Regions from separate parts of the Mus musculus genome. Here all the other regions are linked to region 1. Evidence: chromatin loops called from intact Hi-C (ENCODE). Cell type or tissue: left cerebral cortex. All regions are shown on one strand. Each heading gives the region's core, and the rest is flanking DNA. Links, peaks and the distances in the headings are about the cores only.

Region 1 (10,662 bases), core at 1,578-9,577:
AGGTTGACAGAGAAAAGCTGAGAGTGCAGGAACTCTGGTGGGAGATGTGGGGGCTTGAATAGAGACAGTACCTAAGGAGTGTGGAAGAGTGGGGAAAGTGAAGAGTCCAACAATCCCTGGATCCTAATTTCCTCCTCTAAATCGAAATGCCTCCTAAATAAATAAATACTATGCTGCACGTGAAGTGCGAAACAACCCAAGCCAGCTCATAACCAGTAATGTTCCAGTAATTTTTATGAGCCCGGAATGGAAAAGGCTCCCCTGTCCCTGCTTCAGTCGCAGTGTGTCCTATGGACACACTCAAGTTTTTCCCTCTCCACCCCCCCCCCCCCCACGGGGCTGCTTTCACAGCTAGGCCAGAAATAAAGAACCACCCAGACAGAGACCTGAAGATCGTTTCCCCAGCAGGGAGGAAAAGGGGAGGGAGAATTAAGTTTCTCCCGGGGTTCCCGCTCGCAGGGTGTCCACAGAATCTCAGGCTGCTGCGCCAGCACCACTGAGCCAACCGCCGACCTCGGGGCGCCGCCCGGGCCGAGGACGCCGTGGATTTCGGGAGCGTGGGAAGGCGGCTGCGCCCTTTCCCAGACTTGCGCCTAGGCGCCACGAGAGCTGAGCCGCTCCACTGCTTTCTCCCTGCTCGGCCTGGCCAAGCGGGAGGCCTCGGGCCGGTCCCCAGCCTGGGATCTAGGAGTGCAAACTCCTTCCCAGGAGGGCAGCGGCAGGAGCTCGGGTCACAACAGTGTGACAGACAACCGGGGCCCTGCCATTGCCGCCAGGACCCCGTCTCCCCCCTCTTGCCGCCCCCCCCCCCAAGCCCAAGTGTCCTCGGCCAGTTCCAGCCCCGGCGGCACCTGAAGAGCAGCAGGAGCCAGCCAGGGCCAAGCCCGGCGCGGGCGGCGACACTAGCCACCCCACCACCACCACCATCCCCCCGGGCCTCGGCGAGGGGACGCGTTTTACCCATATTGTTCCCGGGTGCCAGCCATCTCCTACGCGCGCCGGGGAGCGCCGGGCGCTCGCCGGCCTCCGCAGCAAGCTGGCTCGGGCTCCCGTGCAAGCTCCCGGGCCGCTGTCGCTGCTGCCGCCGCCGCCGCCGCCACCACCACTCTAGGCCGCCGCCCGCCTTCGCCGCTGCGGCCGCCGCCGCCGCCGCGCAACAGCCGGGATCCGCCAGCCCGCGCGCCCCACGGGGGACAGCACGGAGACCGCGACGTTCCCGCGTCTAGGTCTCCCGGGCTAAACTTAAAGAGTTTTCGCCTCTCGGTCCAGAGGCAGCACCATGACACCACCGCAGCACCACACTGTCATTTCCGCCGCAGCAGAGGGAAAAAAAAGGCAATCCCTTCGAAAGGAGGGTGGAGTGGGGGCAAGCAGAGCCGAGGCTGACACCCTACGGGAGCACGGGGAGGGGCCGGGCAGAAGGGGCGCTGGGCCACCTTCCTAGGCTCACCTTCCGCCGCCCCCGCCACTCCCAACTCCCCGTGCCCCTCCTCTGGAGGCGCGCTTACATGTTTTCTCCCCTGGCAGGAGTGACCAGAGAAACCCGAGCAAGCAAAGGCAGTGGGTGGGTGGGGTTCAGATTACTACTGTACCTACCAGCTGATTCCAGCAGCCTTTTCTCCAGCACCCTGTCATCTTGATGGAAGACACAGGGAGAAGGGGCCTGAGCAGGCGCGCACGAGCGTGTGTGTGTGTGTGTGTGTGTGTGTGTGTGTGTGTGTGTGTGTGTTTGCGCGTCCACGACCGGGTGGTGTGTGTGAAGCGCAGAAGGAAGACTGTGGCCAAACTCTTCACCCACCTACCTCCCTTCTACATCCACAAACCCCCAGATGAGAGCAAGGAGAAGGCTGTTGCACTCGCCAATGAAAAGAGTGTGCCTGGATCCTCCTCACAGGTCCTACTGGTGAAGCTGTTGTATGCAAAGTTAACTAGAGAGTAAAACAAAAATAGTGGAGGAGACAGAGAAGGGCAGACAATTGAAGGAAACCCAACCCCTTTTTCTTTTGACAAAGGGAGAATGGCAATGTTCTATTGGACTTGGGCACAAGTTGTTCAGGTGGATTAAAGCCACTAAAAGTGTATGGGGTAAGGTTTCTTTTGCACCTTCAGATCCTTGACCAATACAAAAGGGTCACTGCCAAGAGGACAATGAGGCAGATGCTAGCCATCCAGAATACAATGTCCCTAATAAGATCCATTTGGAAGCCAGGAGCCTCCCATTGGTCTGGATACAGCCTGTCTTTTAACCTATCACTGGCTCAAAGACTACCACCTCCCCCCAACACACACACACACACACACACACACACACACACACACACACTTAAAAGGTAGATGAGAGAAGGAAGCCACCTCAGAGGATATTCTTTCTAGCTCCACTCAAAATGAGGAAGGAATAAAGCAATCCGAAACAGCCCCTCTCACATGGGCCTCCCATTACTGTGCTTGGGAACAAATCCAGAAAAAAAAATGAAGGTAGATGGGTGTGTCTTATCAGGGAACCAATAGCAGTCAGCCAACAGCACTGTTAAACAAACCTGCTAGAGAACACTGGAGTGGAAATGAAGGGAAAAACCCAACCACATTACCTAAAAGGAAGTACAGCACCAAGAGATGTAAAAGTTAATGTGTCATATCCAAAGCACAGACAACAAGAGCAAAACCAAACAAATGAGACTACATAGCACCAACACCTACACAGCAGAGTACACAACCGACACATTGGGAATGGGAGAAAATGTTTTAAAACCATATATGCATGATAAGGACTTACTGTCTAGAATATGTGTTTTAAAAGGGGCAGAGAACTTAAATGGGTATTTTTCAAAAATAGAAAAATAGCAGATAATAAGATATTTAATGTGACTAATCATCAGGAAAATGGGAAATAAAACAGTGGAGATGTGTTGTATTTGGTTAACAGGATTATACTGTATTCTTGGACAAGGTCAGATGGGTAAATTCTCTACCATAGGACCTTTGACTCAATAAAACACTTGATTTCTTTTAAGTTCATGAGTCAGAAATCTGCTGATTTGCTGGGCAAATTCACCACACAAATATTAGAAATAATTATATATGTATATTTTATGTGTGTGCATCTATATTTACATTTATTTGGAGTCAGTCTGCCTGCGGAGAGACCCAGGTTGTTTAGTAACTAGGAAACTAAGGGCGATACGTCTAGTAGTGTGAAAAGGGACGTAGGGATATTTGTGGACAAATAAGTATTCTCAGTAAAGATACCTCTAAAGTTGATTGCACTGGTTATCTGGAGGACAGGAATAGGAAGGAAACAATGTTAACTTTCTGCTACTGTGATGAAAATCTGAGAAACTACTTAGGAGGAAAGATTTATTTTGGATTATGATTTCAGAGTTTTCAGTCTGTAGTCACTGGTCCTATTGATTCTGATGCTATGGGGAAGCAGAACACCATGATGGGACTGTAAAGGAACTTGCCTCACAGTAAGGAGGGAGGAGAGGGGAGGACGGGGAGGAGGAGGGGGTGGGAATAGGAGTTCAGAGTCCCAGTATACCATTCAAGGGCACATACCTAAGGGCCTACTTCCTATAACCAAGTCCCAGCTCCTAGTTTCCACCACCTCCCAATAGTCCTTTAAACCATGAATGCATCAGTGGACAAGTCAGTTGATGAGGTTAAAGCCTTTGTGATTCAGTTCATTCCCAAAGGACCCGCTTGGAACACCCACTGGTACAGAGTGGGCAAGTTGGCCTTCAACACATAAGCTTTTGCTGGGACATTTCAAACCCAAACCATGACAGGTAAGCATCCAGCACTGTATATGTTGTTTTGCATTTCTCAAATATTTTATTGACCTCTTAGAAACAAATTTAAAGGGTAAGGAGCATTGAGATAGGAAGTAGAATGGAGGATGCTAGGGACCAGTGGGAGAAGGAAATGAAACATCCTTTAAAGCGTACATGGTTTCTGTCTTGGATTTTTGAAATTTTTCTAGAAATAATTTGTTTTGTGAATGTATTTAATGCTACTGAATTGAACACTAAAAAGTGGTTAAAGTGTCAAAGTGTATGTTGTTAAAAAGTGAAAGATAGAAGTAGCACACTGGACAACTATAGATTATTCCACCTGTGGAAGATAGATCTTCGAGCCTGGTAACACCTTGTACACGATTCAAACCTAGAACTGAGATTAGTTTGTATGGAGATCTTTCAATAACTGCATATTGTGCGTTAAGAATGTTTTATGGATAGGGCATGGTGGTATATGCCTTTAGTCCTAGCACTAGAGAGGCAAAGACAGGTGGATCTGAGTTTGACGCTAGCCTGGTCTACAGAGTGAGTTCCAAGACAGTCAGGAATGCACAGAGAAACCCTGTCTTGAACACTAAAATTAAACAAAAAAAAAAGGAAAGCTTTTTGATAGTTTAGTTTAAAACAAAACAAAAGGTATGACTACAAAAAGAATGAGTCACAAATTGAAGTGAGAACTCAGTTGCACTACAGTCTCACTTGGTAAGATCCCCCACAGTGCAGTGAAGACTATTCTAGAACATAACGGAGTGACCACTTTCATTAGGGTGTACCTGAACAAAGCTAGCTCCATCTTGGTGGAGCTAACAGTAAAGGAGGTTTGATTTTAATGGCTTTTCTCACCCATTAGAAATGATCCCACCCTTTGTATTTTAGTCCATCTCCCCTGCACCTGAGTTTCCAGTGCTTCAGAGTCTCTGGCTTAAGAGAGCCCTGCACAAAATACCCAACCCTGCCTCTCCTCCCTAGGGAATGTTCTGGACCTTTCCTTTCCCCTCCTCACGACTTAACAGCTGCTGGGTTCCTTTTACAAAGGACCTTGCTAAGTGATTAAGGAATTCAATCAACTAACTCAAGCTAAATGTTAATAGCTTCATTTGTCTCTCTATTAGGAGATAATATTTTAATTTTAACAGAGGCCTTCAATGTATTAATTCAAAGGAATGACTAATGGCTTGTGTGGGTGGGAGTGGGGGATGGGGAGATTTTGCTAATCACATCACATAAGCAGCTGCTTTGAAAATATCCCCACTTTCAACGGTTTTATGCAAATTGCTCACTGTAAATTTATTAAAGTAAATGTTTTGTATCTGGCATGAGATGCAAAATTGGCTGGGAGTATGTGATGAAATTATTTGTTTATAATTATTTAATGGTTACCTTTGTATATAACATATGTTGATCCTATTAACAAAATAAATCTGGGCCCATAAAAAAAATTGTTTGACAGATTCAGCTGGAGGTGTTTAATTGAATTAGTCTGAAGCTGACTCACCACACCACAGGCCTGCAGTATGAAAGGGACAGCTCATCGGGCTATTTTTTTTCCAACTGAGAATGTAAGGGGGAGGGAGTGGCTGCAGATACTTTCTTCAGAGAACAGCACAGAGGCCAGTCTGTTCCACAAGGGAAAAAAAAATCACAGAAGGCTGATTTTGTTGTACAAGAACATCATTGCTTCTGCAGAAGGGGACCTTATACTGCTCTCAAAAGAAGCAGCTACTTGTCTGAAATCCAGAGGTTGACCAAAAGCTTCTCTAAGCAAGCAGCTCTTAACAGGATGGTGAGAAGAAAAGCACTTTCGGCACAGTCTTGTCAATAGGACACTGTTCTAAAACTCCAGTGGTAAATGCACTCCACAGTCTGCTTGAAAGAGAGTGGTTCAAAATAATTATGTTCCTACTGTGGAGAAATAGCATGTGCCTGGTGCATTTTATTCTTTCATTTCCACTCTGCTACCGTTTTCATGTTTTATAACTTTTCTGAGTTGTTCTAATAAACATGTATGTTTGCTCTCTGCATTGCATTGGTCCTAGAGGTTTAATGTGCCATCAGGGCCAATCTAAATCTTACCACCGACCAGGTCTTCCCAATCAACAGTGTCGGTTACTTACTGTCTGGCTTCCACAACAACACACCTTTCCTGGTTTTCCTACCACCTCACTACATGTTCCTCAGGTTCTGTTGTTTCTTCCTCCTGTTTTTCTATCCCTGAAGACTGTATCCCACAGAGCTCAGGTCTGGACTCCCCTTTCCATAAATAGTCACTTCAGTGGGAGACCCTCTAGTCCTATGATTTCCAGTGTGATCCATATACTGATGGATCCCAGTGTGATTCATATACCCAGTTTTATTTCCCCATCTCAGATCTCTTCCTTGGGTCCAAGCTCTCACATGAATCTCAGTGCTTTCCGGCTCCAGTTGCCTGCCTAATAGGCAATGTTAAGAATATGGCCAAAAAGGACCTCTCACTTTCTATGCCCATTCCATTTCATTTAGTGGTATCACCCAGCTACCTAAAACAGACTCTGGCATGCCATCCTAGACACTTTCCATGCCCCAGCGCCCAACATCTAACTGGTAATCTAGTCAGGTTTTCATTTTCCCACTTCTGGCCCATGATCCTTTCAAAATGGAAATCTAATCATTTAAAACCTCAACCCCTGCTACAAACTCTGTCTCCTCTCATTGCCATTAAAAGAAATTGCAAATTGCAAAAGGTATAGCAGACCTGGCAGTAGCCATTCTCTGCCAAACTCTCCAACTTCATCTTATACAACTCCCATCCTTGCCCACAATAATCCAAGCACAATGGCCTTCTAATACCCTTGAAAAGACACACGGAGGCTGGTGAGATGCCCTTCCAAAGGTCCTGAGTTCAAATCCCCAGTAACCACATGGTGGCTCACAACCACCTGTAATGAGACCTGATGCCCTCTTCTGGGATGTCTGAAGACAGCTACAGTGTACTTACATATAATAAATAAATAAATCTTAAAAAAAAAAAAGACAAGACACACCACTCTTAGACACCCCCAAGAACATCACATGCTCTTACCTCTCTTTCAAATTGTACTTCCTCCCACTCTCCATAAGTCTGTCCAATGTCTTCTCTTAGATTACAGAGCACCTGATCAGATAATCCTTTCTGATCACCCCACCTAAAGTAGCACCATCTCCAGCACCCTAGTCCTTTTTATTTTGGAAACTTATCACCAGATATAAAACAACACATATGTTTATTTTATGCCCTCATATATTCATGCACAAACACAAATATGCATTCCATGAGAGTGAGAGTTTTGCCTATCTATCACTGGTCTATCTCCAACACATCAAACAGTACCTGGATCATAAGTGCTAAGTTTTGCCACATAATATAAGTAAATTGATGAAAGACTATGGTCCAGAGATGACCTTTGCAACCTGAGCTAGATCTACCCTAACTTTCAATCCATAGTGAGAATATGGAGAGACTCTTTTGGCAGAACTAGTACAGTCATAACAGGCTCGTGGTGGGAGGCCAGACACATGACTCAGAGCCTCAAATGCAGATATTCTAATTACTAAATTGGCTCTGTAATAAACTCTACCGCCCCTTAAGATATGAACTGATATTTTGGGGGGTGGAAGGATTTGGTCAAACACGTGTAAGAAAAAAAAATGCTACAGACTAACTCAGTGACTCATGGCACATATTAGCATTTGAAGACTCTAAGAAGTTCTGTCAGAAATAAAATCTATTTGTCCTTTGTGTAATATTTCCCCCCAACATGTTTGACCATGAAACATTTATAGTCTATCCACTGGTTACCATATCACAGGGGGATAGCAAAGTAGTCCATAGTATAATGCTTATTTAATATGTGTAAGACACTGAATCCCATCTCTAACACCACAGTAAAACACATCTTACAATATCCAACCTTGAAAGAACAGTTTTTGGAAGCACTGTCATATAGATAAAAGAGGAGTGTGTGTGTGTGTGTGTGTGTGTGTGTGCTGGATATTGATCAACATTAAATTAAGATCTAATCTTAATTTATTAACACTAATAAATTTATTAATACTAATCAAAAGATTCACTTGTGAAATGAAGTAGAGCGGGGTGCAAATTTAAAATGAGGTAATGAGGGGGCTGGAGAGATGGTTGAGCAGTTAAGAACACTGCTGCTCTTCCAGAGGTCCTAAATTCAATTCCCAGAACCTGTATGGCAGCTCACAACCTTCTATAGGATCCGATGCCCTCTTCTGGTCTGCAAATGTACATGCAAACTAAACATGGATAGCCATAAAATAAATATTTAAAACGAGGCAAAAATTGAAGACAGCAATCCTGTTAATATAGACCTATTAAGAGTAAAGTGACCTACAGTAAGTGAACAGAGTTGCTCTGAATTCAAAGAAGTATTCCCAGGTAACTGACAATCTGCAAAAAATGAATGAGTTGGTAAGATGCTTGTCATGCAAGTATGACGTCTTGAATTTGATCTCTGGACCCACATAGAATCTGGACAAGGTGGCATATGCTTCTAATCCCAGTATGGGAAAGGTAGGGACAGGTGGGTCCCTGGGGATTTACTGGCCAGCCAGCCTAGCCTAATCCGGATCCAAAGTTTCTACTGAGACTCTTATCTTAAAAATAATAAGGTGGATGGTTCATGAAAACTAACATCTAAGGTTTAAGTAACTAGCCTCCACGTGGATGCATGTATACACATGTACATATATACCTGAATACACATTAACATGCATACACACATGAATACACATGGATATCCATGATACACTGATCCTTAGGAATACATAAAGCAGAGAATGGTATTAATACTAAATTAAAACACTAAAGATGAGCAGCTATTATAAGGAAAGGGGGTGATAAGGCTAAATACTGCCTGTTTTTAATCACAGCATGCAAGAATCAAGGTCAGGCAGTTCTCCATGAGTTTGAAGCTAGCCTGTCTACACAAAAGTTGAAGACCAACCAGGGATACATAGTGAGACCCTGTCTAACAAAAACTAGTAGGACAGGGGGAACATCACATACACATATATGTACATGTGTATACATGCATCCACGTGGAGGCTAGTTACTTAAACCTTAGATGTTAGTTTTCATGAATTTGCAAAGCAATGGTCAGTGGAATAAAAGTTGGCTTGAAGTCAAGACACATTGTTATTGCTCTTACCCATCTCAGTATGTCTTTTAGGTCTTTGAGCACTCTACATTGGCCCATGATTATAGCCTCTGTATGTGATGTTCCCTCTGCCTAGAACAGAGATAACCAAACCTTTTTTTCTGAAGTAGGCATATGGAAATATTTCAGGCTTTCTGAGACATACTACCTCTATCTCAACTACTCAGCTCTGCAATGACTCCATAAGTAACATCAGCAATACATAAACAACAACACTTTACTTTCAGAAAGAAAATGTGGCAGATTTGGACCAAGTAATAAAGTTGTTTAATATGAATCAAACAATACAAATATCTTCATATGACTAATCCTTTTTAATCAGAATTTAACATAAATGTTATTGTCTAAGATGTCACTATCTAAAGCAGCTACACACTGATTTGCTTTCAGTACTTTGAAATCTAGCTATTTTAATTATTTTTATTGTTCCTATCCTAAAATGTTACTTTCTTGGTTGTTGATTTTTCCAACCTCCCCCACACACCAAAATAATAAGGAACATTTATTAAGCTTTTTTTGTATATTTGGCACTGATCTGAACACTCACCATGCATTAAGTTCTTAAATCTGTACAATAACCTATTGACAATAATCCCTAATTGACTCGTTTTGTGGATGAGGAAATGAAAACTGAATCATTGAGTAATTTATTCTCAGTCAATTTATTCTCAGCTGAGTGATGGTTCCAGGATTTACACCCTGGCCCCCAAACAGTGTGCTACACCGAATCTCAATGATAAGCTCCCCAGGGCATGTATCCTGTCTGTCTTGTTTAGTGATGGCTATTGTACAACGCCTAGCATCTGGTAAATGGTCAATGTCAGTGCAATAAAAACTCTAAGATTCTCTATTAAATGGATTCAGTATTCAAGAAACTTGAAATTTGATTTCTTTTTGATGAGGCTACTATATGAGACAAGAGAAAAGAAGTGCAATGTTGTATGTTGTGGTTTGAATGAGAATATCCAAAGTGAAATGCCTAGTTCTTTAATACCACCTCCTCAATTACTGACATCATCTGTTATTTCCACGCTGGAAACCTACAAGCCAATTTTGCTCCCAATCTGCTTTCATTCTCCCCTTATCTGAACACGTACCCCATATCAAATTATTGTAATGCTCAAAATTTATCACATATCTGGTGACTATAATCATCCTTTTGGTTTCTTTCCTAGTTTTGTATCTATTCCATTCTCAGCACTCCTTCCAGAAATACTCTTTAGTTTATTTATTCTTTGTGAGGTGTGTGTGTGTGTGTGTGTGTGTGTGTGTATGTGTGTGATGTATGTGTGGAATTACATGTATGTAGAGGTCAAAGAACTCCTTTCGGAAGTCAGTTCTTTCCTTCCTCTTCCTCTATGGAACTGAACTCGGGACAGTAGATTTTCATGGCTAATGCTTTTATCAATAGAGTCATCTCACTGAGTGTAGAATTAGCCTTTCATAAATGAAAATTTGAGAATGAGGTATGATGGCACAAGCCTATTATATGACCACTGAGTAGGCTGGGGCAGGAGATAGTGAGTTTGAGGCCAGCCTGAACTAGATGGTCAACTACCCAGAAATACTTTGTTTCAAGGAGAGTAAATATTTTCTTATATAATGGTACACTGCCTTCCAGATAGGGCTCAAGATACCTTAGGACCTACACAAATCTTCTCAAACTTGAA
Region 2 (10,662 bases), core at 1,701-9,700, 170 kb before region 1:
GGCTGTAGGTGATAGGTGGGCCAGTGGAGTCTTAGTTCTTGGAGTTCATTCCCAAAGTGACTTTCATGGCACATGGGTAGTTCCTGAAGCTAACTCATGAAGTGGAAAGTTAAGGGTTCTTCAGAAAATCAGGCGTGTCAGATGGTGTTTTGCTAGGACAAACATGTGAAGGAGTATTTTCCTGAAAGGAATATAAACAAAAGGATGTCTTACTAAAGAAGACACATGAAGGAATGCTTTGCTGAAGCAGACATGGGGGAAAGGATGTTTTACTAACACAAGCACATATGTAGCAGATGTGCAGCTTGGTCTTCATGTGAGTCCTGAACAACTGGAGTGGGGTGTGGGACTGTGAAAGGCAGTCTGTGTTCTAGTCAAGTGAGGCTTACTCTGGGAACCCAGTGGAAAATTCTACAAGAGACAGAACAGTGAGCTACACCACCAGACACTAACACCTGACACCATGAGCCCTCAACTCCATCATTCTGTGGCCATCAGTCATGTAGGCTGTCCAAACTCCCCACAGTTACCCTGCAACAGCAAGGTAGGCCAGCCCACTATAAAAGGGACTGCTTTGCCCCTCCTCTCTCTTGCTTCTCATGCTTTCTCTCTAGCCCTCTTGCTCCCTCTCTCCCCTTCCCTTCTCCCCTCTCTCCACGTGGCCATGGCCAGCCTCTACTTCTCTACCTGTTTTTCTCTCTGTGTGTGTTTTCTACAATAAAGCTCTAAAACCATAGACTGCCTCCTTTCATCTAAACTCACCATGCTGGATCGATGGAATAGACCGTCCCCTAAAGAGCAGGGTCTAATCTCCCACAAGAAGGCCTCTCAGCATTTCTAGCCACCAGACCAGACCAAAGACTCTTGCCTGCACAGGAACCACCCAGCACCTTCTCCCCCTGCCCGTTTTCCCTTTGGCCCTGGGATAGACCAGGCAGCCCATGGGGCCCCCACCTGTTCTCAGCTCTTCCATGGTGTCTAGCGATGTCCTGTGATGCCCAAGAGCTAGAACCTGTTATCCCTGGCTTCCGTGAGGCACAAGGACCCCGGACTACTCCTCTCCACCACTGTGGACTGGGGTTCCATGGCTTCCCACATCCAGATGCCCACCTGGTTCCCCGTGTCTGCCCACCCATAGCCCCAGAGCTCTGGCGGGCCATGGCTCATCTCTCCCACCCCCTTTATTTTCCCACGACCAGCGCCCCACAGTGGGAGCTATCCCAAAAGCTGTTGCCTGTATGTGGGATATGGTCCTCTAGCTGAGCTGCCTTGTCTGGCCTCAGTGGGAGAGGAAGTGCCTAGCCTGGCAGAGACTTGATGTACAGGGAGGGCACTCACTCAGAGTAGAAGGGGGATGGGGGAAGGATTGGGCAAAGGATTGGGGGAGGGGCTGACCAGGAAGCAGTGAGCAGGCTGTGGGGGGGAGAGAAAGAGAGAGAGAGCAAAACCATCTAAAGTGGAAGCTTAGGGATTCTTTGGAAAGTAGTTGTATTAGAAGGTGTTTTGCTGGGGCAAACGCATGAAGGAGTGGTTTCCTGAAGTGGACAGAAGTGAAAGACTAAGGCAGACTCATGAAGAAATGTTTCGCTGAAGCAGACACAGGACGAAGGATGTTCTACTAAAGCAAGCATGTGAAAGGACACGTGATGAAGGAGTCTTGCTGCTTCCTTGGACTCAGGCTGATGGACAGAGTGATGTCAACTGAGACATGAGACAGAGCACATGCTGAGGCAAGACCCAGGGAAGACATGTGATGTTTGGAGGGAGTATAAACAGGACTTGACAGACAGTGACAGCCTGAGCTAGGCTTGCCTATAGAGCTAGTTGTACAGTACTTGTTTGTCTCATGTTTTAGCTGATCTTCGCTTCACTGAAAGAGGCACAGCCGAGAAATTCTGGTGTTCCTCCCTGGTCCCTCCTGCTGAGTAGTGTGGAGGCTGAGGCCTGGCTGTCTCTGCTAGGTCACGCCACCAATGTTAATTTGTGTTTGCTATCCTGACTCAACTGAACTGAACTGCTGATGTATCCATAAAGTATTTGCGAGTGGATTGAACTGCTGCCACTAACCTGTGAACTGAACTGCCAATTTCCAGACAATACAGATGGTAGTTGCTCCAAAGAACCTTTCGAAACAGGCCCACTTCCCTTGTATCCTTTCTTTTCTACTACCTCTGGTGGGTGGTAGGCTACAAAGGAGGTTAAAGCGTAAAGAACCATCATTAAAAATAGGTTTTGAAAAAATTAACAAGTTACAACCATCTACCTGTTGTTCATATGAAACACATCTCAGCTTTAAAGATAGATGCCGCCTTAGAATAAAAGGATAGATGAAAGTACTTCATTCAATGGGAACAGGTATCAAGGGGAAATTGCTATCCTAATATATGACAAAATAGACATGAAACGAAAAAGAATGTGAAGGAATAAAGGAAGATGCTTCATTTTAATCCTGGGAACAGTTAACCAAGAAAAGAGTACTATCCTAAACATATATACATCAAACTGCGGTGTGCCCGTTTTCCAAGAAAAAAAAAAGTACTACTGGATATAAAGACACAGATAAACAAGAATCCATTAATAGTAGGTGATTTCAATACCCAACTTCTTCCAGTAAGCAGGTCATGTGAATATACAAAAGCAGAGAACCATCAGGATTAACTGCCATTCTACATCACACAGACTTAACAGATATCCACAGAATATTTCACCCAAATGCTATGAATACACATCCTACTCTGGACCACATGGAAGCTTTTCTAAAATAGGCCACATTCTGGGACACACACACAAAAAAACCTTCTTTATTCTCACTCCTTGTATCCTATCTTGTCATAATGGAGAAAAAAAAAACTAAAAATGACAAGAAAGAAACCTCTACTAAATACATAATAATACTGAAAGAGTAATTAAAAAAAAAAACAAGTCTAAGGCTAGATGGATTCACATAAGAATTCTACAAGACTTCCAAAGAAAATCTACAGTGAATCCTCCTTAAACTATTCAAAACAATAGAAGCAGACAGAGCCATTCCCATGCTTCTATGAAGCCAGCATCAGTATAATACCCAAACCACATAAAGACACCACCACCACCACCACCACCACCACCACCACCACCACCACGACAACAACAACAACAACAACAACAACAACAACAACAGAAAAGTACAGGCCAATGACCCTGATGAATGTAATTTTTAAAATGCTTAAAATATTTCCACACAGAATCAGGCATACATCAAAAAGATTATATACCATGAACAAGTTGGCTTTCTACCTGAAATACAGGGGTGATTCAACACAGTCAAATGGATAAATGTAATAAATTACACAAATGGACTTAAAGAGTCTAATGGGGAAGGGGGCAACTGAACACACACACACACACACACACACACACACACACACACACACACACACATGCTCATTATTGGAGCTCCTCTACAGCCATTCATTCTAAGTTTAACAGTATTTACAGAACAGTGAGTGTTCTTCTGTCTGCTGACCAAGACATATGGAATCATGGAGGGTAGGTAAGCGGACTTTCTGTCTAGCTGTGGAAGTAAAGTTGTCCCCACCTTCAGTCAGTTTTGAAAAGGTAGGCTGAAGAAAAGCTTCAAAATATGCACTACTCTAAGAGGCCATGAAAGGAAGAGGTGGGGGGGGGGGGCTGAAATTGCACTCAGAACTCTGTTAATGTGCTCTACTTACCAGACACCATATATGGATGGCATCCTGGCTATCTCCCCAGGCCCATTTGCCAGCACACACTCTGCTTTATACTTCCATGTTCCAGTAATATCACAGTCTTGTAATCATCCAAACTGCCATCGTCAAGTACCACAAACCATGACAATTATTTTCCAGGTATTGTTATTCAGGCTACGTCCTAAACTTGGACTAGCCTTCTCCATCTTTACCTAACTACAGCTCTGAGATTCAACTGAGGTGACTCTTTTTTCTACAAGTTTATTATGATCACCTCAGACAGGTCCTGTGAGACCTTGAGACTATTTCACACATTATTCAGTTTATTTGCCTTTCTGCCCTGGGACCACTGGCCTCAGAAGTACACAGATGATGTCTGATATCTTATTCATGTTCTCAGAGTTCTTGGCATAATTGTTTATCAAGATATATTCAATAAATCCTTGGGGAGTGACTTAAGGTGAACTTTGTCATTATGAGGACACAATATCTTCTTTTCCCTTAACCTTGTAAACATCCAGTCTTTTAACATTTTTGTAAACATCCAATCTTTTATTAACAATTTCCCTAATTTTATTCTTTATTGTTTTTTGATAATTTCATATGTGAGCATAATATATTTTTGTCATATCTTCCTCCTTCACTCTTCCAACTCTCTCCATACTTCCACCCCCTCTCAAATTCATGCTCTCATTCTCTATTTCATATATGTGTATGTGGGGTTGAGTAGTTGGGCATGGGTAGCCTATCTGAGGGCTTATCCTCTCAGAAGTAAACTGTCCCCCAGCAGTCTTTGACTCCTGTATATCTTCAACCAGACATAGGCCTTATAGAGAGAGCTTCCCCCATTCTTGCTGGAATGTTACCTAATACCTAATCCTTCTGGTGTTCGAGCCAGGACCTCACTATGAAGCCTAGGCTGGGCTTGAACTTGCAATCTTCCTGCCTGAGTTTCTGAATGCTGTGACTACAGATGTGAGCCACTTTGTTCAGTTTACATAAATGGTTACTATTTACTGAACATTATCTGTCTTCTTGTCTTTCTCCTAGATACCGTGATTACTAACTGACCTCGTATACCTACTTCTTATGATTTGTGCTAGAATATTTATAGAGCAAAATACAGTTTAAGGAATAAGATTCAGTTTCTGGCAAGCAGCTCATAGAAACTACCTCTCTTTCAGTTTTTCCAATTTTCACAGAACACCCTTCCTTCTAGGAGGTACACCTAGACTGACTCCAGCCTAACTTTTTTAAGTAATCCATATCTTTCTTTCATCTATTTTGATAATGATGTATTTTTCTACTGATTTCAGCTCTGTCATATGAATTCTAATGATCAAGATTGATTTGAGATCAGAAAATTATAGCTACTCTGTGTGATCATTTTGTATTCAATGATATTGCACCCTGCTATGACCTTGTTGTATGTTGATTATAAAAGTCTAAAAGTTGGCCTGAAAATACAGTATAAGCATGCTAGTTAAAAGATGAAGCACAAGTGAATTGGGAAATGGTGGGACAATTTACATGGAAACACACAATAGCATCCCATCCCAACAAAACAACTCCTTGCTCTTATTTAGAACCTTTAGTGTGGCACACATGCTGGTGGGTGACACCACTGTGGTGCTACTCCACATTTAAAGAAGCACAGTACAGTTCCCCTCAGTACAGGGGAACGCCAGGGCCAAGAAGTGGGAGTGGCTGGGTAGGGGAGTGGGGGTGGGTATGGGGGACTTTTGGGATAGCATTGGAAATGTAAATGAAGAAAATACCTAATTAAAAAAAGGCAATCCCCCACCCCCCAAAAAAAGAAGAAGCATTAAGATGTGTATCAGTTAAGTTTATGTCAATCATGACAATAAAGGTCCCATTGACATATTTTGGAGAATAATACTATGAAAGTCCCTACCCCTCAAGACTTAATCATGCTTTGCATAAGTCCCTCTGGTTGATTGGTAATAAGTACTCCTGTGAGCTTTTGAAACCAAACGACATCACTTTGCAAGCAGAGAAGCAGTTTCTGTTGCAGTTTGTAATCAGCTCTTTATGCAGAGTTCAGTTCTGCTTCAGTCTACCAAATTGGCTTTGGACTGTGGGATTTTCACAACTAAGATTTTACTTTCCATTACGTGTTCCAGTTCTGAATACCAAACACAAATGGCCGCCTGGCCACTGGTTAGCTGCCAACAGAACATAGTTGTACTGTAATTAAGAATTCCTTTGTGTGCATATCTGCCTGCTGAGCTGGCAGATGGACACTGACCACAGAAGGTGGAGACCTCCACCCCTTGAAATCTTCCCATTACAGTTTCATCGCCCTGGAGTTTCAAAGATACTCCAAATGTTCTCATTAGCACACCAGTGGGCATGAGACATAGAAATGCACCCGGCTTAATATGTGGCATCTCCTATGCGCTAAGGGTACATCCAGTAGGGACATTTACAATTGAGTTCTCTATTCAATAATCCTCACGTTGACTTCAAGTAGTCTGTAAGCAGCATTATCTCCATTTAATAGTCAAGGATACTGAAGCTTAGAGAGATTAAGTTATGGTGATCATACACATGATTGAGCCAAACCTAGCACCTAGGTCCTGTGTTCTTTCCCTTCTATAATGTTTTTCTTAGCAATGAGATACAAGCTGCCTGTTATCTGCCTCTGCTCCTGTGTTTACATCCAAGAGGACAAAGGGTTTTATGGGTAATTGTATTTACCATTTTGCCTAGGTTTGGCCTATCCTCAGTTTTCCTCTTTAAAACAAACACTGCAGCTGTTTCTGACTAAATCCAAAATGCCCATATTGAACCCTTCTTTCCCATTTTGCCCAAAACAGTGACTTAATAGACTACGTCAACTTTACACATTGGACAAATCCGTGCACCACACAGCATCCGTATTTGAAAATCCTTGAAGGCATTTTCACGCCCAGGAGTATTAGGTTCTTACCTCTGTTGAGGACACAGGCATGAGCACCACTACATGCATCTTAAGATGACACTATGACAACCTGTAAAGAGATTCAGGAAAGAAATCAACTTCACTAGGCATGATGCTATATATTTTAATCCAGCACTCAGAAAAAAAGAGGCAAGAAGATTGATGCATGTACAAAGCTAGCCTGGTATATGTGGCAAGGTCATTTCAACCCACTACCACAATCCTAGAGGGAAAAGGAAGTTAATTTTATCCCACATTCCTCATTGGCTATCCCTTTCATACATAGCCTTGAACAAAAGCTTCCTAAACACAGACTCTCCTAGTACTTACCACAAGGTCTGTAGTTTGCAGCAAAGGTGTTTCAATCCTTTACCTGGGACCTGTATACCCTTGTCACCTAAAGCATTATCATTGAGGTCAGGGCCTCTAAGATGTTGATTGCTGTAGAATGCAATGCACAATTCCTGACTCCAGTGACAGATGTGCAATACAAAGAAGGGTGTCATCATCTCACCTGCTCCAGGAAACTTTAGCACTCATTTAGAAAAGCACAACAGGAAATCCAAGTGACCATGTGAAAAAGATCCCTTGGATACAGAAAATGTGGTGCATTTACACAATGGAATACTACTCAGTTATTAAAAATAATAACTTCATGAAATTCACAGGCAAACAATTAGAAAATATCATTATGAGTGAGGTGACTCAATCACAAAGGAACACACACGGTATATACTCACTGATAAGTGGATATCAGCCCAAAAGTTCGGAATGCCTAAGATTCAATTCACAGACCATATGAAGCCTAAGAACAAGGAAGACAAAATATGGATGCTTCAGTGCTTTTTAGATGGGTGAACAAAATACATACAGGAGGAAATATGTGTGGAGCAGAGACTGCAGGAAAGGCCATTCAGAGACTGCCTCACCTGGGGATTCATCCCATATATAGCCACCAAAGCCAGACATTGTTGTGGATGCCGGGAAGTGCTTGCTGATAGAAGCCTGATATGGCTGTCTCCTGAGAGGCTCTGCCAGAACCTGACAAATACAGAGGTTCACAGCCAACCATTGGACTGAGCTCAAGGGTCCCCAATGGAAGAGTTGGAGAAGGGGCTGAAGGAGCTGAGTGGGTTTGCAGCCTCATGGAGGGAGCAACAGTGTCAACGGGCCAGGTTCCCCAGAACTCCCAAGGACTGGACCACCAACCAAAGAATACACATGGAGAGACCCATGGTGCTGGCCACATATGTGGCAGAAAATGGCCTTGTTGGACATCAGTGGGAGGAGAGACCCTCGGGACTGAGGGTGTTTGATGCCCCAGTGTAGGGGAATGCCAGAGCAGGAGAACAGGAGTGGGTGGGTGAGGGAGCACCCTCATAGAGGCAAGAGGAGGGGGAATGGGATAGGGGGTTTCCTAAGGGGAGACCTGGAAAGGGGGAAACATTTAAAATGTAAATAAAGAAAGTATCTGAGAGAGAGAGAGAGAGAGAGAGAGAGAGAGAGAGAGAGAGAGAGAGAGAGAGAGAGAGAGAGAGATCCCTTGGGCCAGCAGAAATTCAAGAAAAGGGACATTTCATTCCATCTATATTAACTCATTCTTCATATTTTTCTTCCTTCGAGATTCAGTTAGCTGGACAAAAAATAATACTTAATTTTAGGGGTTAGAGTAACGTCATCAACTCTCTCCATACCTACAACTCATGACATTCAGGTCAGATTCCTTAACTGACAGTCAGGCTATTTTAATCCTTCACATAACAATTTTAGTCCCAAATCTCCACTTTTATTATGAACTAGCAGCAGTCTTATCAGGCTCTGGGTAGAGCTAAGGAGAGGGGACAACAGCTGCAGAGAGGGGACACTCAGAAAATCTAAAGGAATGGCAAGATGAGTCGGCTCTTAAGATTCCTAAAGGTTAAAGCCCAGGAAAGACAAGGGCAAGAACATACAAAAGATTCTCAGTGATGTCCTTTGCATGCAGTAGACTTTCACAAATGCAGGACTCCTGTGTCCCCTAGGACACTACCAAAAATAAATAGTTATTTTAAAGTTCAAGAGTTCTAACCAGGTAGCAAGTTCAAGCTAATCAGAGAAAATGAGAAAAGCAGTCATTTGAGCTATTTAGGATTTCTGTGGACATTCTATCAATATTCTTGCTTCCTTTCTTGAGTTCCAGCTCCTACCTCACCTTCCCAGAGAAGCCCCTCCTGAGGTCTCCAGCACAAAAGGGCTTTATCACCTTCCTTGGTTCAGCTGATGTTTGTTATCTAAGTGTCCCTAAGGGCAGCATTGTAATCTGAAGAACTTGTCATAACATCATTCATATCTTATCCCATATCTAGCATACATAGCAATTCTTTTATTATTATCACTATTGTATTTTTATTATTTAAAACAATTTAAAATTAAAATGTATTTTATCATATTCTTCCCTTCCCCAAAGTAAAGTGGAAATTTCTGGTTCCTTTGGAGACAAAGTTAGGTTATAATGATGCTTTGCTGGGACAGACAAATGAAAGAATGTTTTGCTAAAGCAGACACATCACAGAATGTTTTGCTGAAGTCGACATAGATGAAAGGATCTTTTGCTGTAGCAAACATGTAAAGGACGCATGATATTCAGAAGGAATATAAATCTGACCCCACAGATAGTGGGAGCTCAAATGTTGGTTTGCTTTGCTCCTCCCCTCTAGTCTTCACTGGCGACACGCATGTATTGGTTCACCTTACATTGCATTGCTGAGCTTTGCTTGTGGTCACTTCATAGAGAAAAATTCACCAAAGGACTTCTCGTGAGGTTCCTGCAGCTTCTTGTCATTTCTGATTGGCACGCCTCATAGTTTCTTCAGGATTAAACTGCCCTTGCTGATTCATGTGTGATGTCTTCCAAGGAAACTGGACTGTTGTTGCTGATTCATGTTTGGTGTTTGCTACTGGACTGGGCTGAGAACAACAAAGATTGGAATCTCCTCAAAAAATTATTTGTAAACAGGTTCACTTCCCCCCCTCCCCCGCCCCATATCCTAATTACCTTCCATTTCTTTTCTACTACCTCTCTGTATGGTAGGCTAGAGAGGATATTGAACCCTTATTAAAGTACTTTGTGAAAAATGTATGCCTGCAACCAAATTGTTCCAGATTCTCTCCCCCTCCCTATTTATACAAGTTTTTCTTCCTCAAAAAAAAAAAAAACAAACAAACAAAAACCCAATAAAATGACAAAACACCCTCAAAACCAAGAAAATAAAATAAAATCACATTAAAAAATAAATAACAAATTACAATAAAATAAAAGCACAAAAACTGTGGAGTCCAATTATATGTTGGCCAACTACTATTTCTGAACACAATGCCTATGCTAGAGTAGTTGTTATACCCAGTTTTAACTCTATTGGACAAAAGTGACCTTCCTTCTCCCAGCAGGTATAGTTTGCTTGTTAATGTTCAGTGGTGCTGGACAAATTGGATGGCTTTATATATAGAAAACTCAAAACAGATCCATACTTATCACTCTGTACAAAAATTAACTCTAAATGGATCAAAGACTTCAACATAAAACCAGACACACTGAACCCAATAGAAAAGAATATAGGAAATAGCCTTGAACTCATACAGGAAATGACTTTATGAACTAAACACCAGTAGCACAGGCCCTAAGACACAAAATGAGACCTCATGAAACTGAAAAGAATCTTCACAGAAAAGGACACTGTCATTTGAACAAACTGGCAGCCTACAGAATGAGAAAATTCTTTCACATCTGATAGAAGGCTAATATCCAAAGTATATATATATATATATAAAAACCTCCAAGAAACTAGACATCGAGAAAACAAATAACTCAATTAAAAAATGGGTACAGATCTAAACAGATAATTCTCAAAATAGGAAAACCAAATGGCTGAGAAACATTTAAAGAAAGTTCAACATCTTTAGCCATCAAGGAAATCAAATTAAAGTACTTTGAGAGTTGATCTTACACTTCTCAGAATGGATAAGATCAACAAA
Region 3 (10,662 bases), core at 1,487-9,486, 200 kb before region 1:
TAATTGATTCAGATTTTACCAGAAATTTTACGATTATTATACAGTTCCCTACCAAAAAGTTTCAGATCCAGGACAAAAACAACAACAAAATACAAAAAATAAACTGCTCCAAAGTTTTCTAGCTATTTCACAATTCTTTTTTCTATTAGATATTTTCTTCCTTTATATTTCAAATGCTATCCCAAAAGTCCCCTATACCTTCCCCCTGTCCTGCTCCCCAACCCACCACTCCCGCTTCCTGCCCCCCCCCCCCCGCATTCCCCTGTACTGGGGCATATGATCTTACAGACACTATTGCATATGCCAGCAAGATTTAGCTGACAGGACCCTGATATAGCTGTCTCTTGAGAGGCTATGCCATTGTCTGGCCAATACAGAGGTGGATGCTCACAGTCATCTTTTGGATGGAACACAGGGCCCCTAATGAAGGAGCTAGAGAAAGTACCCAAGGAGCTAAAGGGATCTGCAACCCTATAGGAGGAACAACATTATGAACTAACTAATTCTAGAAATTGCCTTTTCTCTATTGGATATGTTCAAGTTCATTCTATGCTTCCTGGTCCTGTCAACAAAGGTAAGGATAAATTTAATTCCTTAACAAAATCTTACACCATCAAATCATCACAGGACTCAGAAAAACTGCTCCTGAATTCCTGTAGAGCTGCCCACTCTTGGGAATTAACCCCTGATAAGCCTATGTCCTTGTGATTTTTTTTATTTTTTATATTATTTATTAGGTATTTTCCTCACTTACATTCCCAATGCTATCCCAAAAGTCCCCCATACCCCCGCCCCACTCCCCTACCCAACCACTCCCACTTTTTGGCTCTGGCGTTCCCCTGTACTGGGGCATATAAAGTTTGCAAGTCCAATGGGCCTCTCTTTCCAGTGATGGCCGACTAGGCCATCTTTTGATACATATGCAGCTAGAGTCAAGAGCTCCGGGGTACTGGTTAGTTCATAATGTTGTTCCACCTATAGGGTTGCAGATCCCTTTAGCTCCTTGGGTACTTTCTCTAGCTCCTCCATTGGGGGCGCTGTGATCCATCCATTAGCTGACTGTGATCATCCATTTCTGTGTTTGTTAGGCCCTGGCATAGTCTTACAAGAGACAGATACATCTGGGTCCTTTGATTTAAGGCAGACAAACCTTACACAGGTCCTGTCTTTTGGAAATTTAGCCTTTTTTCTTGTATGTATGGGCACTTATTTCTCATTGCTATTTATGCCTTGGCCTAACCTGAGAAAGCTTTCAAAGATACAATAAAGCATTTGTTTTACTATCTTATAACTGTGGGATGCCATAGGCTTAAGAACAAACAACGCCTTGTTTATACTTCAAAAGCCTTTCAAAATTGGTATTTGACTATTAATTTCTCACACTCCACCGATGTTCCCTATAGTCCACAGGGACAAATTATTATGGAATGAGTTGATCAGATCTTAAAAGACTTCTAAATTTTTAAAATGGAGATTATAATTACTCTTCTTATCATTTCAAGCCTCTAATAAGATAAAAGACCTATTACCTAGATAATAAAAAAGCTGGATTTTTTTTCCAGGAGAATCTCTGTTTGTATATTCCCACAGGATTCTGTAGATGTCAGGACAGAGACTTCTATACATGTCACTTCCTTCATGTGCATTTCATCCATCAATATCTGCAGGTTAGCCTAGAGAATGGAGCTAGGCTCTGGTTTTGTTGGGGGGCAACTTGGAAACTAATGCTAGGTATCAGCCTGTTAGTTTACCTGAGTTCAAACTTAGGTCAGGTTCTCTAAAATGGAGTCTGAACTTAAAAGCATTGGCCTCTCATCCCCCACCCACCCCTTTCTAGAAGGCCCAATCATGGAACTTCCTGAAGCTTCATTAAAACTGTAACAGGGCTATGTCGTTGTGATGTCCCTGATGCATGGGTAGGAGCCCATCAGTGGGAGATAGGAAGGAGTCTTGAGGCTGAATTCTCCTCCTGCTAGCCTGGGTCTTCAACTGCAAATGGATGTGTGATGGATCCACACTGTAATTCAAAACTTCAAAAGGGGTGAGTCCCATCTGGTATGGGGAGTTCTGTATTCTATAAAGGATCAAAGGGAGAGTCACCCAGTTACTATCAGTCTCTAAGGTCAATTTAGTTAAGGTATCCTTTGGGGTTTTGTTTTTCTTTTCCACCTATCCTGAACTCTGGGGTCTGTAAGCACAATGAAATTTCCAATCAATCCCCTGAATATTAGCTAATCTCTAACTTACCTGGACACAAATGTAGGTCCATTGTCTGACCCTATAAACTTAGAAAAAGCATAACTTTGAAGAATTTCTTTTACTGGTTTCTTTGCACAGTGTCATGTTTAATTGGGAAAGGCTCAGTCCATCCTGAAAAGGTATCTATAAACACCAGCAATTATTTGTATCTGAGTTTTTTTGGTTTTATCTCTATGAAGGCCATTTTCTGATAGACTCTTGGCTTGGTGCTCCAGTATTGAGTATTGGGGTCCTTTTCATTGGTAACTGCACTAGCCAATTGACGGGCCTTACAGTCTTTAACAATTTCAACTATTATTGAATTGGCATCTCTAATTCTGATGTGGGACCAGCAGACTAAGTCCTGCAATCATTGGGATCCAATGTGGGAGGAACCATAGATCTTTTTCAGTATGCGCAGACCCATTTTCTCTGGTACAATTAGTTTGTAGTCAGCTGTCCTCTGTCATCTCTTATGACACTGAGAAATGGGCAGGTTTTTGATCCAGATCAAAACCTCTGTCTGATCAGAGAGTATGGGGTCTCCTGGGTCTAGTGCAATCAAGGTCATGAGGGGCCCAATTTCTAGTGGCCACCCACTGGACTGTCTTGTTGCCCTCTGGGATGGAGTTTAGTCTTTTCTTCTGCCATCAGAATGCCTCTCTCCCTATAAATAGCCCCATGGAAATGAGCAGAAGCAAAGACACACCAACCATCTGTGTCTCTTGTCTTTTCTCAGCTCTAAAGCCTTGGTCAGAGCTTCCAGTCCAGCTTTCTTGGCTGACATTTCTGCCAGGAGTAGCTCTGCACATATTACCTCAGTGTTTGAGTCCACTGCTACCACAGCACACCTCTGTCCATCCAGAATGAGGCTGGTGCCATTGGTGAACCATGTGACCTCTGCATCCATCTGAGCATCCATGCAGAGGCCCATCAATCGAGGTCAGGGTCAGGCAGCTGAAAAGTTATCCTGGGGACATTCAAGAAGAGAGGCTGGTAATGAGTCCTTCTGGCATCATCTTTAACCAGGAGGTCACGGCTGCACTGATGTGTAAACAGGGAGGGGGGAGCTTCTGGCAATTGGTGACACATTGGCCATTGGCTGATGCCAGGGCCCTGAGTCTGAACATGCATCCCCCAGGTCTAGGGAGGTCACCTGTAGTTGACAGAGTAAGGCCGTCTTATAGGAGGCTCAATACTCTAAATTATTTTAGGGCCCCTAAGAGGTCTTGTGTTTTTGTTTTGTTTCTGTTGCTGCTGGGAAGTCATTTATAAATTGATGAAGAGACTTTGTCTTCAGGTTTTAGCAAGACAGAATGTTGAACATTATTAATTATCAACAAAAATCTGGTGGGTTTCTCTTTTACTTTTAAGGTTACCCTGGGCTTGGGGAGGGGGAACTTTTGACTTTAAGAACCCCCCATTATCTCCTTCTTCTGAGGTTATCTGTTTTAGACATCTCTTACAGTTTTCTGGTTTGGCCTTGGCTGCCAACAGGATCTTTGCCAGGTCTCAAATCTGTTGCTTCTGTCCTCTCATCTGCTTCTCTTCCATTAAATATTCTCTCTGCCACTATCAGTAAGTCCTCAGATTCTTTTCTCCTAACCTCTCAACCCTCTGGGGTTTTTGTTTTTTGTTTTAATAACCTGTGCTGCCTGATTAATAAAAGATAGAGCGACTGCCACCTTTGCTTCTGGTGATTCAGGGTCCATGGGTGTGTACTGTCAAACTGCCTCCATGACCCTCTCTAAAATATCTGTAGGGCTTTCATTTTCTCCCTGCCTAATGTCATACATTCTGGCCAAATTTGTGAGCCAGCTTGCAGCCACCTTGAGACCTGTCAGCAGAGCCCGACAGTAGACCAAGAGCTTCCTCTTACCTTCAAATGTGTTAAAATCCCAGTCTGGTTGAGTTAGGGGAAGTCAAGCATATTGGGGAGGACCCCCCCCCATGGGGCCAGGAACCAGCTTCTTGGCCTCTGCTGTGGTGAAGGGAACCTGTAGAATGTGATAGAGGTAGCCTTTCTCATGTTAATAAGTCCATCAAAGTCACCTTGTCAAAGTCATGGCTCCCAGACACATCTGTCCTAACTATAAATTGGCCATAGAACAAATTCAAGGTCAGAAAGATGTGGCACCATTTAGAATCAATGAACAAAAGAAGGCATAACCAGAAACAAAAACCAAGAACAGAAAAAGATACAGCCCAAAGTAACAAGAACCAACCAGAAGGTGGAGCTCACAGGAGAATGTGGTATACCACTCAGAATCAGTGAACAGAGACAGCCAGCAACAAAAACCAAAACCAGAAAGAAAAGAAAAAAAAAAAAATACAGCCTGTAATAACAAAAACCAACCAGAAGGTGGCGCTCACAGAAGATAGATGTGGTACCACTCAGAATCTGTGAACAGAGGCAGCCAACAACAAAAAAACACAACCAGAAAATGATACAGCCCGCAGTAACAAGAACCAACAAGAAGGTGACACTCACACATATGACAACAGGTAGTACTTCACAGATGTTTACTCAGACCTGGAAAATTTACCATGGCAACATAAGTCATTTATCTTTACACAAGTTTTTGTTTCTACCTGTAGATCTCACAGAAAGCTTCTAACATTCAGACAAATTAGCCGGCACACAAATCACAAGCTTTTGCGCCACTGTGCAAGGACTGGCCTGTTGAGACCACATAGAAAGCTTCTGACACTCAGATTCCTCAGCGCAGCACAAACCTAGAAGAATTACCATGGCAACACAAGCCACCAGCTTCCACACAAATACATCATCTCAGGACAGCTGGAAGAGTTACCACGTTTACCTGACACAAGCTTGCTTCCATTCTGCTGTGCAGATCTCACACAGAAAGCTCAGATACTTCAGCTCTCAGACGGAAAAGGCAGGAAGATTAACACAGTGTTACAAATATAAAAACACAAATACCTAGACTTCAAGACCTTCCAGATCATGGGGAACTTCCTGGCCAATGCACCAAAATGTAGTGCCAGGGAAATGTGATCTGCAAAAACACAGACAGGAGCCAATCTGATGCAACTCACAGCAGGGTCTTTATTCTACTGGAGCTATCAGCCCCTCCCCCCCACACACACACCAGCACACCAATGTCATGCAGGATGGTTTTGATGGTGGGGAAGCCCCAAATATCTATGGGGCAAGGCTTTATAGTAAACAACAAGCAAGGAGTATGTGTGGAAGCATCTAATTGGTGAGCTACTATAGCCTTAATGTAACTGGCTGGTGCTGGTAGTCAAATCATAAACTTAATTTCTGCTCCCCTCTGCATTGGTGGTCATTAGGCAGGGAGTGGGCTTTTAACCTGGGGTGCAGGATTATTAGGGGAATAACCTGGAGACACTGGTCTTGTTGAGGGTATAACTTGGAGACACTGGTTTTGTTGGGGATTTGCCTAGAGACTGGAGCTGGGTTTTGTTGGGGGCAACTTGGAAACTAATGCTAGGTACCAGCCTGTTAGTTTACCTGAGTTCAAACTTAGGTCAGGTTCTCTAAAACGGAGTCTGAACTTAAAAGATTTGGCTTCTAAATCCCAAAATGTTCCCTTGGCATTGATTACTCAAGCAAAAATTGATCAAGGCTGGGGGATGTCAGGGAGAGGGGAACCTGATCTGGTATTGTGAGGGAAAAGGACTGAAGCCCTGAGGGGCAGCAGAAAGCATGGAAACAGGCAACCTTGGGAGGTAGGAGGTGGGGGGACCCTCCAGAATGCACCAGAGACCTGGAAGGTGAGAGACTCACAGGATTCAAAGGGAGGGACCTTAGATGAAATGCCTGATGGTAGAGAGAGGGAACTTATAGAGTCACCTCCAACAGGAAGACAGGACATCAAATGAGGGATGGGTTTGCCATTCCAGTCACATCTCTTACCCATAATTGTTCCTGTCTGAAAGAATTACAGGGATGGAGAGGAGTCTGAGGAAAAGAAGGTCCAGCAACAGGCTCAAAAGTGGGATCCAGCTTAAAGAGAGGTCCCAAGGCCTGACACCATTACTGAGGCTATGGAACACTCACAAAAACGGACCTATCATGACTGCCCTCCAAAAGACCCAACAAGCAGCTGAAAGAGTCAGTTGCAGATATTTGCACCCAACCAATGAACAGAAGCTGCTGACCCCTGTGGTTGAATTAGGGAAAGCAGGAAAAAGCTGAGGAGAAGGGTGACCCTGTAGGAGGACCAGCAGTCTCAATTTATCTGGACCCCTGAGATCTCTCAAACACTGGACCTGGCAGCATACACCAGCTGATATGAGGCCCCCAACATGCATACAGCAGAGGACTGTCTTTGATCAGTCAGAGATAATGTACCTAACCTTCAAGAGACTGAAGGCCCCAGGGAGTTAAGACGTCTGGGGGGGGGAGGATAGGGGATGGGGGTGTCAGCATCCTCGTGGAGACAGAGGGTGGGGAGAAGGTATGGGATGTGGAACAGTCAGAGGGTGGATGGGGGAATAAAATCTGGAGAAGAAAGAGAGAGAGAGAGAGAGAGAGAGAGAGAGAGAGAGAAGGAAGGAAGGAAGGAAAGAGAGAGAGAGAGAGAGAGAGAGAGAGAGAGAGAGAGGAAGGAAGGAAGGAAGGAAGGAAGGAAGGAAGGAAGGAAGGAAGGAAGAAAGAAAGAAAGAAAGAAAGAAAGAAAGAAAGAAAGAAAGAAAGAAAGAAAGAAAGAAAGAAAGAGGGGGAGGGAGGGAGGGAGGAAAAGAGACAAATAGGAAGAAAAAATTAATCAAGGTTTTACAGATGGAGTTAATGTCTTAGAGTCATCCTCTACATAAGGACTCAGACTAAAAATATTAAGACACTTTAATCACTTCATGTCATGCCAATCATAAATGGATTTATGTTGTTACTCCTATTATTGGACCAGAGATGTCCTAAAAGCAAATACCAGGACATCTGTGGGGTGTCTAAAATAATTTACAGATTGCTATTAAGACAGAAACTTTACATTTTCAGATTAATACCAGGAGCTAGTTTTCTAGTTCAGCTAAAATTTTTAAAGTAATTTCATATGGAGTTTCCTTATAAATTTAGAGATTATTTTGCTTCTTTCATCATCACATATCTAGGGTAAGCTGTAAAATGGAGAGATTCACGTTTCGTTTTATTTTATTTGAAGGGAGGGGATGTCAGGAGCCATCTAGAATAGGCCAAGGCTAGCAGGTGGCCTTCCTGGCAGTGTCCCACCATTTTTGCACAGTCTATGATGGCAAGGTTCCAAAGAGACTTCATCTCAGGATTGCTTCCTGAAACTGATATGCCTTTCCTGTCGTTATTAAATTAATATAATATTCCCTGGGCACTAGCCCACCCTATTGCTTTCCTACAGATCAATGTAAAGATGAACCTTCATGAATTAATGCTGTTAAGATGAATTAATGATTCTGTAGAATTCCTGATTTGATTCAAATAATTTGAGGAAGAATGGTTTTAGAGATGGGTGGTCTTAGTTGGCTTGTTACAAAAGATGTAATAAAGTTAGAATCAATAATATAATGTGCCCACTTCTAATAATAGTAAGGCTGCATAAATAGAAATATGAGCTTTCATAATCACACTAACAGGGGAAATAGACTTGGGATAAAATTGTGTTCAAAGGTAAACATTAGATCCTAGAATATAGCTACAAGTATACACTACGATAAAGCAATGCCATGTAAAAACTGTTACTTTGAACTTATAATGAACATATAGAATGATACACTGATTTGAACTTAATATTAACATCCTTCTGTAACACCCACCCATTCCCACACACATCCCCCTTCCCTGGGGCATCACGTCTCTACAGTATTAGGGGCTTCCTCTCCCACTGAGGCCAGACAAGGCAGTCTTCTGCTACATATGTGCCAGGGGTGGGGGTGGGGGGGAGTGGAATAGCTCATGTATGCTCTTTGGTTTGTGGCTTAGTGTCTGCGAGCTCCCAGGGGTCCAGCTTAGTTGATACTGTTTTATCTCTGAGGTAGTTTTCTAAAGAACTTTTTACCTAAAAAGGTATAAAAAGATTAGAGAAAGGAAATACAGTTGTTGGTTGGTTTGGCTTGGGGAGCTCTGCCTCATTCATTTATCCATCCATCCATCCAAATGTATATGTGTGTTTGTCTATAAGTATATGTGGATGTATACATACGTATATATGTAAGCATGCATGAATACTTGTGGAGTTGACTGTGACAGATGACCAGGCCCAGCCAGAGTGTGGAGATATGTGTCTGTGCATATTTGACTGTATAAAGCATTTGGATTCTTTTGTTTTCCTTTTTCTCTGGTTCACAAGGAGTTAAGTATGTAAGCCTCTGAAGGGCTTCCTAAGGGCTGGCTATCATAAGGAGCATTAGCAATAAATCCTTTACTGAATTCCCACTGCTAAACAGCATATTAATCACCAGATATTAGCACTTATTTAAACAGAAGTAAGAAAGAGTTAAGTTTTTAGCACAGAATAGTAACAAAGAGTTGTTTCCCTGGCACTTAATGAAACGCGGAACAGTAATAGTTTTCAGCGCTTAATGAAGTACAGAACAATACTTGAGAATGATAAAATAGGGATACAGCATTTAATAAAGCACAGAGATTCGTAAAGAAAAACGAAGCCACAGAGAGTTAAAGAGAAAAGAAGCCAGCAGTTTTCAGCCACAGAATAAGCAAGAGGGTGCTAAGTCTACAGAAGCCATCAGCAAGCATTCAGTATAATTAGAGAGCTAGAAGGCCAGAGACCATCAGTCTTTAAATCTAAGTCCAACCCTGTGTCTCACTTCAAACCATTCCAGGCCAGGTTGGCTCCCAGCATTTCTTCAAGGCCAAAGGCCTACAGAGCCAGGGCATTACAGGCGTGTACTGTCTCATGTGTTGGAACATGTCCACAGTGAAAAGTGAGCACAATTTGTTCCAAATCAAGACTGCAATGAAGTCACAGGAGATATCAGGGGGAAACAAAGCCAGAATCTCCCTGGATACATTTTACATTTGATTTTAAATTAACTTTGGTTATTGTGTGTCCACAAGTCTTTTATTGTTGGCAAGTTGTTTGTGACCCCCCTCATTCAGTTACATGAAACTATGTGGAATGACAACCCACAGTACAAGAAGGCAGATCATGTGGGTTAAAAATGTGGCCCCGTGTACTGCCCGCCACAGGGCTAGAGCTACTTATGGAGTTAGATGCAGGAAGTTTGACTGTGCACCCCATGCTGCCGGGTGTTGGGCTATGAGAAGCCACAGAGCCCTGCTCCGGGAGTTCAGCGCTGCCGATGAATGCCATGGAAGAGCTGAAAATGGAGCAGTGGGGCCTGGAGGCAGGCTCTGGCCCAGAGAGAACTCTGGCTGGATACTGTGGGGAGGAGAGTCCTTAGCTTGGTCGGGAGGGTGGCTTGGTGGCAAGTGGCTTGGCTCAGCTGGAAGCCATAACTAGGAATGCAGAGAAACCTCCTGGTGGGAGGTTAGACATGCACCTCTTTAGGGGAAAACCTGCTCCATTGCTCCAGCATGGCAGATCCCAATGAGTCTAAGAGGCAGTCCATGGTTTTAAAGCATTTATGGTAGAAAGACAGAGAGAGGGAGAGAGTAGGGATGTAGAGGGCGGCCATGGCCACATGGTGGGAAAGAGGGAAGGTGGAGAGACAGGGAGCAAGAGGGCAAGAGAGAGAGGTAAAAGAGTAATAGAGTAAGAGCAAGAGGGCAAGAGAGAGGAGGGGGCAAACAGCTCTTTTTATAGTGTGCTGGGCCTACCTGTCTGTTGCCAGATAACTGTAGGGGTGTAGTCTGGACAACCTACATGACTGAAGTCCACAGAATTATGGAGCTGGGACCTCGTGTCAGGAATCTAGTATCTGGGAGCATGGCAAACACCTTGCAAATTAATCTGCTGGGTCTCCGGAGTTTAAAGCTAGCTCGTATGCCTTTCACGTTCCCACAGGACCCTAAGACACTAACTCCTCCATTGTTCACCTTCATGACTTAAGGTAAGGATACACTGCCTTCCAAGCCAGTCTTCAATGGTTCTCTAGTATGTGTTTAATAATCCGTTTTCGCCGGGAGTGGTGGCACACGCCTTTAATCCCAGCACTAGGCAGAGGCAGAGGCAGGGGCAGGGGCAGAGGGGCAGGGGCAGAGGGGCAGGGGCAGAGGGGCAGGGGCAGAGGGGCAGGGGCAGAGGGGCGGGGCAGAGGGGCAGGGGCAGAGGGGCAGGGGCAGAGGGGCGGGGCAGAGGGGCAGGGGCAGAGGGGCAGAGGCAGAGGCAGAGAGATGGATTTCTGAGTTCGAGGCCAGCCTGGTCTACAGAGTGAGTTCCAGGACAGCCAGGGCTATACAGAGAAACCCTGTCTTGAAACAAAACAAAACAAAACAAACCCGCAATCATTTTTCAGGGGAAGAGGACAGAATCTCCGTTTTGT

What was found. A loop is a pair of places that touch in the nucleus more often than their neighbours do. Peaks named below come from ENCODE experiments on the same cell type or tissue, not always from the same donor. Only the 100,000 strongest peaks of a DNase experiment are listed, where the experiment ranks them.
Region 2: a loop joins it to region 1, with 1.9 times the contacts of the local background. A loop is called at or near these places in 2 of 42 quality-filtered maps.
Region 3: it touches region 1 in a loop (2.4-fold over the local background); 3 of 42 quality-filtered maps call a loop at or near these places.

What each region holds. Positions count from the first base shown.
Region 1 is chrX:140,655,577-140,666,238 of GRCm38, reverse strand. Mid2 (midline 2) reads right to left here and starts at 1,283. Exons shown (of 10, transcript NM_001358366.1): 1 at 961-1,283. The coding sequence starts at 964. In left cerebral cortex, for the core only: a CTCF peak has its summit at 8,039 (motif pointing left); a DNase peak (open chromatin) is centred at 5,417; H3K4me3 peaks cover 95 bases; H3K27ac peaks cover 29 bases.
Region 2 is chrX:140,827,080-140,837,741 of GRCm38, reverse strand. No RefSeq gene overlaps it. Among named protein-coding and RNA genes, the nearest start is that of Tex13b, 19 kb to the right of the region's middle. In left cerebral cortex, for the core only: no CTCF peak of the experiment used is centred there; DNase peaks (open chromatin) are centred at 2,733 and 5,850.
Region 3 is chrX:140,851,555-140,862,216 of GRCm38, reverse strand. No RefSeq gene overlaps it. Among named protein-coding and RNA genes, the nearest start is that of Tex13b, 43 kb to the right of the region's middle. In left cerebral cortex, for the core only: a CTCF peak has its summit at 4,597 (motif pointing right); DNase peaks (open chromatin) are centred at 4,575 and 4,970.